Regions from separate parts of the Homo sapiens genome. Here region 1 is linked to region 2. The links are chromatin contacts, found by Hi-C or POLR2A ChIA-PET in ENCODE. All regions are on one chromosome and are shown on one strand. Each heading gives the region's core, a stretch centred on a gene start or an enhancer-like site at or near the end of the contact. The rest is flanking DNA. Distances are from core to core; before and after follow the strand shown.

Evidence for each region. Hi-C counts contacts between places; a loop is a spot of excess contacts on that map. ChIA-PET counts read pairs that join two places held with the same protein, here RNA polymerase II (POLR2A). Pooled maps may share reads with other maps.
Region 1: a map of endothelial cell of umbilical vein shows a loop between it and region 2 (4-fold over the local background). The contact joins two enhancer-like sites. A Hi-C loop is called at or near these places in 1 of 168 maps with a recorded cell type or tissue (endothelial cell of umbilical vein) and 3 of 50 pooled maps. POLR2A ChIA-PET finds 5 or more read pairs at or near these places in 3 of 52 experiments (B cell, HEK293T and HepG2).

Annotation. Positions count from the first base shown.
Region 1 is chr6:167,681,707-167,684,406 of GRCh38, reverse strand. It overlaps LINC02487 (long intergenic non-protein coding RNA 2487), which reads left to right. Exons shown (of 7, transcript NR_117092.2): 4 at 162-687; 5 at 1,238-1,299; 6 at 1,960-2,074; 7 at 2,470-2,700. All of the region lies in intron 1 of LOC124901465 (a long non-coding RNA gene), which reads right to left. Among named protein-coding and RNA genes, the nearest start is that of LINC02538, 3.8 kb to the right of the region's middle. Within about 2 kb of position 1,291, at least 17 of the 41 ENCODE cell types and tissues checked have a DNase peak (open chromatin) inside an H3K27ac peak, as active enhancers do.
Region 2 is chr6:167,646,454-167,649,153 of GRCh38, reverse strand. No RefSeq gene overlaps it. Among named protein-coding and RNA genes, the nearest start is that of LINC02538, 31 kb to the left of the region's middle. RefSeq lists a silencer at 1,259-1,459. Within about 2 kb of position 1,290, at least 2 of the 41 ENCODE cell types and tissues checked have a DNase peak (open chromatin) inside an H3K27ac peak, as active enhancers do.

The sequences.
Region 1 (2,700 bases), core at 42-2,541, 35 kb before region 2:
TACAGCCTGCAGAACCATGAGCTAATCAAACCTTTTTTCTCTATAAATTACCCAGTCTCAGGTATTTCTTTATAGCAACACAAGAATGGATTAATACAGGTATGTCTTTTCTTTTTAAAATTTGCAAAGTACTATGTTTCAGGTGTTTCTACTTTTCCTAGATGGAGTTGACTCCCATCAGAGCCCTCCTGGACATGAACTCCTGAGTGCCAGAAACAAGATTCATTTAAAGATACAACTGTGAACGCTGCTGACCACATTCCAGCGCAGTGTGGATGTTCAACACCGAAGGGAGGGGACTCGGGCTTGGATCTGCAGCTAGCATTGGATGGACACAGAATCCTGAACTATGCATCGTGCTTTAGCTGCCATGAAAATTGATTTTTTTTTTTTTCAGAAAGGAATGTGCCAATGATGGGACTTAAGCTGGTGAAAACCACGTGGAACGGGATGCTCATGGGACCTGCCCCTTGGAGCTCCAGGCCTCCAGGCCTCAGTGCTGGTTTTCCTAAGTCCTTATTTTCTCCCGTGTTTGGCTGGGGGCTGGTCCGACTTCTCCCTTTGGTGGACTCTCAGTTGTCAAGTGTGAAGTCTTTGAACTGCACACAAGAGTGGGGACAACGTTTCTATCTGCAAATCAAGCAAGCGCTTGGGCGAACATCTTCCCAAGGCAGAGATGAAGAATGGGTACTCTAGGATGCTCCATTTTGGGACAAACGTCTAGTGGGGCCACATTTGCATGGCAACATGCCATTTCCACTTTTTCCGTATTTAGAAGCTTCCCATGGAGCTCCCGCTGACAGGAGCCACTCATGTGCACACTGAGTGGAGGCTCAGAAGGAGGATTTGTCGTAGAGTTGTTTTTCAGAGGCTGGGAGTCAGGGCTGAGGGCCAGCGGGTGGCTCTGCACCCCCATCCCTCCATCCCCTGTGGAATGCCAGGAGTTCTCTTCTCCGTCCCTCATGCGTGATGGGGGACAAATGTCTCCTCACCGGTGACAATAATGACAGGCTTCTGTCCAGAGGCAGGAGGGGGGCCAGTATCATGCACTGAAGAAACTTTCACAGCACAGTTGTCTGAGACAGGGAAACCCACACGCAGACGGCCAGGGGACCTTGACCTCCTTAGCAAACAGGAAACAAAGTGCTCTTGTTCTCAGGCCGGAATGAAGCGGCTGTGCGAACACATCCCAATTGTACATCTGATGCTGACTCACACAGAGCGTTTCCATTTTTAGATTTCAGCTACAGAAGGCAGGAATCCTTTGGACTTGGCCCTTTATCAGTGGAATGGACAGAGGTGAGCAGGCGTGGCCAGCATGGCATTCCCCTAAACTCATCCTGGCACTGTGGCAACTCTTTGAGCAAAATTCCCAGGGATGTTGAGTTTGTTGTCAGCCACAAGTACTTCCGTTAAGGGCCACTAAGGGTTGTGTTCATCAAAACTGTATTTTACAAATATCTAATATGACCAAGTTATGAAAGACTTTCTTTGTTCCAAACAAATTTGGAGGAAATGGACACACTTTGACTCAATTTGTTATCACATTAGAATGCAACATTATGGGCTGGGTGCAGTGGCTCATGCCTGTAATTCCAGCACTTTGGGAGGCCAAGGTGGATGGATTGCTTAGTTCTAGCTACTTTGGAGGCCAAGGTGGGAGAACTGCTTGAGCCCAGGAGGTCAAGGTGACAGCGAACTGAGATTGTGCCACTGCATTCCAGCCTGGGCAAGAGAGTGAGACCGTGTCCCCCCCGACTCAAAAAAAAAAAAAAAAAGAATGTGACATTACACCTCATAATTGGATTGTGGATAATTTCCTTATCTCAAAACAAAATGATGGCAGGAAAATTGCCGAGCTTATTTCTCTTTGATCTGTGGCACTGGCTGGATGGTAGAAGCAGAATGCCACCCTCCATTTAGCTGATGACGATGACCCACATCTCCTTGCCTTCCCAGCAGCTCTCGGTGGGGTCTCTGTTGGGAATGCCTGCTGAGACGGGACCAAGGACGGCTGCAGGATGTGGTGTCTGTGCTCAGCGTCACCTCCTCCCAGGCTCCTGGGAAGCACCTGGTAAGAAAGCCCTTCTGGCCATCGGCCCCAGGGATCAGGAAGACGGCGGCCAGGCTCCCAGCCACAGTGTGGCTCTGTGTATCTCGCGCTGTCCGTTGTTGAGTTAGTTCACAAAACACAGGCACCCTGAGCACAGCTGTGCCTTCTGGACCTGATCCCCTATCTTTGCATGTGGGAAATCCAGGATCCTCCCAGATATTTCTGAGGATATCCATGTTTTGGGGGTGATGGTGAGGGCGGGGAAAGAGGAGACTCATGTTTTTCCAGATGCTTCCTGCCCCAAACTCCAGCTTCCATGAACTTCTGCATCCCTGGTTCTCTGGGCATGACTGTCTTCACCTTTATGGTTCACTCTGTGTCACTGGTGGGCTTTGCTCTGCTTCCTCCTCCCCCAGAGCATCTCCTGACAAAGCCACCATGAGCAAGACCCTCAGAGAAGGTATGAAGATGAGAGGCTGGTGTGAAGAGGCTGCTGTGAAGCAACTATATAGCATCGGGCAGGACATAAGGGGAAATTGTTGCTTTCATGTTCCTTTACCCCCACAGTTTGGATTTCTGCCACAAGGATCACTGTGGTCTTCCTCCCTGGGGCTCACTCCACCTACCCCACACCTCCCACCTCCCCC
Region 2 (2,700 bases), core at 41-2,540:
CCTATCCCGGGTCAGTTTTAATCACATGAACCACTGTGGACCTGCAGGTTGTGAGCACAGAATCGAGTTTCCTGGCATAGGTTGGAGTTTTGGAGTCACCTGTCCCACAGCCTGTTGCAGCGACAGCTCCGTGATGCACTGACTTCCAAAGACGTAGCCACACTGGGCAGAGTCAGACATGACATTGAAGCAGAGAGGGGTGTCTGGCTGTCCCTTTATTGGTGGACAGCTTCATAATTTTTGCTTTCCTCACAACCGCACAACTGTGGGGACTCTCATACTGTTTACTGGGTTTTCCAGGACTTTGCAGAAATAAATCTCAGGCAGGCCTGGGGTCTGCCCCAGCTGGGGCAATGGTTTATGTGAAAATTTAACTTTCAATTGTCCCAGTTTAGCAGGAAACACGGAGCTGGTTATCAGCTACTTCCATGTGGCATGTACTTTGGCACTTGTTTCCAGAACAGTTGGGGGAAGAGGAGTGGAAAACAGTGCAAAGAACTCTGGAAAAGGACACAGTTGGGTGTCTCCCAGGCCCTGAAGGGATTCTTAGACCCAACAGAGAGTGGCCTCGGTGCTGGGTGCTAGACCGACTCTCAAATCTCAGCATTTCTGAGCTGCAAAGGAGGAGGGCACAGTTCCTTATTGAAATAAATTATTCAAATTTATTGAAATGTCTCAAAAGGAGTTGAATTGGCCATGATCTAACTCCTCTTCCCTTCTTGCCCACCAACTCCCAAGAAAAAGTGGAGGTGGCCAATCACTGGGTACAGAAGGAGACAGAAAAGGAAGGGAGGGGTGCCTCAGGCTTAGGGAGAAGCTGCTCAGTAATGAGCTCCAGTGGGGGCTGCTGAGCCACACCCCCCAGGAGAAAGAGGCCCAGGGGGCCTGGCTCCCTTCCTGGAAGACCAATGACCTTCACGGCGGTGGTCATCGAAGGGTCTGGGCCAGGAGCTCAAGGAGCCTTCAGGTAGGGACATTTGTCTCACATGCATTCAGCTGCAAAATGAAAAGCAAAGTGAAAAACTCCCCATAACTACAATGAGCTGCAGCGAAAATGTGTGCACACTGGTCAGCATGCTCTGCTCTAACCCTGGGCAGCGATAATGTGTGCACCGGTCAGCATGCTGTCCTCTGCCCCTGGACAGCGATAATGTGTGCGCACTGGTCAGTATGCTCCTCTCTAACCCTGGACAGCGATAATGTGTGCACCGGTCAGCATGCTCTCCTTGCAATAATGCGTGCGCACCAGTCAGCATGCTCCCCTCTGCCCCTGGACAGTGATAATGTGTGCACCAGTCAGCACGCTCTCCTCTGCCCCTGGACAGTGATAATGTGTGTGCACTGGTCAGCATGCTCTCCTCTGCCCCTGGACAGTGATAAAGTGTGGACTGGTCAGCATGCTCTCCTCTAACCCTGAATAGAGATAATGTGTGCACCGGTCAGTATGCTCCCCTCTGCCCCTGGACAACGATAATGTGTGCACCGGTCAGCATGCTTTCCTCTGCCCCTGGAATCCAGAACTAATCGCTGGCCCCAGTCCTATTTAGGTCCAAATGAAAAAGCAGCCATTGATCAGCTTTTTTGTATTCTGACAAAATCACACCCTACTGTGGGAGCTTTGTTAAACTCTATTCCTTGAGTCATCTAGAGGAATGTGACTGTGCTTCCTTCCTGTTTCTGTAAATTGGTCACAAAATGCAAAAACGGTTTTGGAGTCATGGCATGGCTTACCAAACTCAGTCAAAATTTGCATCTTTTCTCTTTATTTTTTGAATGATCAGTGTTGGTTTTTTGAGGAAATATAAACTTCTGATCCTGGGCTAGCAATGACTGGGAGTCACCATGGGAGCCCTGAAGGTGGAAGTGAAGTGTGGACATGGTATTCCCGTTAACTTGCAGGATACTCCAGATGTGTTGATGCCTTCACGAGTTGGCTCTTTGGCAGCCCAATAATGTGAAACTAAAGAAACAGCTTAACTTAAAATTTGGGGGAAAGTTAAAAATCTCATTTGGACGATTTTTACTATTAATTCCATTGAATTCTCTAATATTCTTTGTTGGCTTACAGGAAGTTGGATTGATAAAAATCTGAGGTTGTGATGTAATATTGAGGTTTCTTGATCAAAAAGACTTGAAGAAATTAAAGTCCAATATTAAACTTTTCTGTGATAAAAAGTGAATTAATGACTCAAGTGTCCAGACAGTGAGATATTAAGAAAGTTTATAACAATTGTAACAAATTCGTGTAGGTGTCTGTCTCCCCTCCTTCGCAACTTTGTGAATTGTCTGAATTTCTTTCTCTGGTGCCAGATGTTCTGTTTATGTTTATTCTTTTATTTTTACTTGCTTTGTAAAAATGTAGAAAATACAATCTCAAGGTGAACCACACTACTACCGCTCAGGTCAGTGTATAGACGGTCCTGTGGGTGATGGTGATCACAAACTGTCCCGCAGGAGGAAGGCATGGTCCTTGGCTCAATGGGAAGCATCTCTCTACCCTTCCTCACGTATGTTGCCTGTGCTGTGCACCCCGGTCCACAGGGTCCCATGTGTGTGGACGGAGACAGATGCATGGTTGGGTTCTGGGGGCTCCCCTACTCTGCGGCATGCAGGTGGCATTGGCTCATTTCATTGCCATCAGTTCTCCCATTGAATGCATGTTCTTTAATGTTATCCCCAGTAGAGTCTATAATTTCCTTT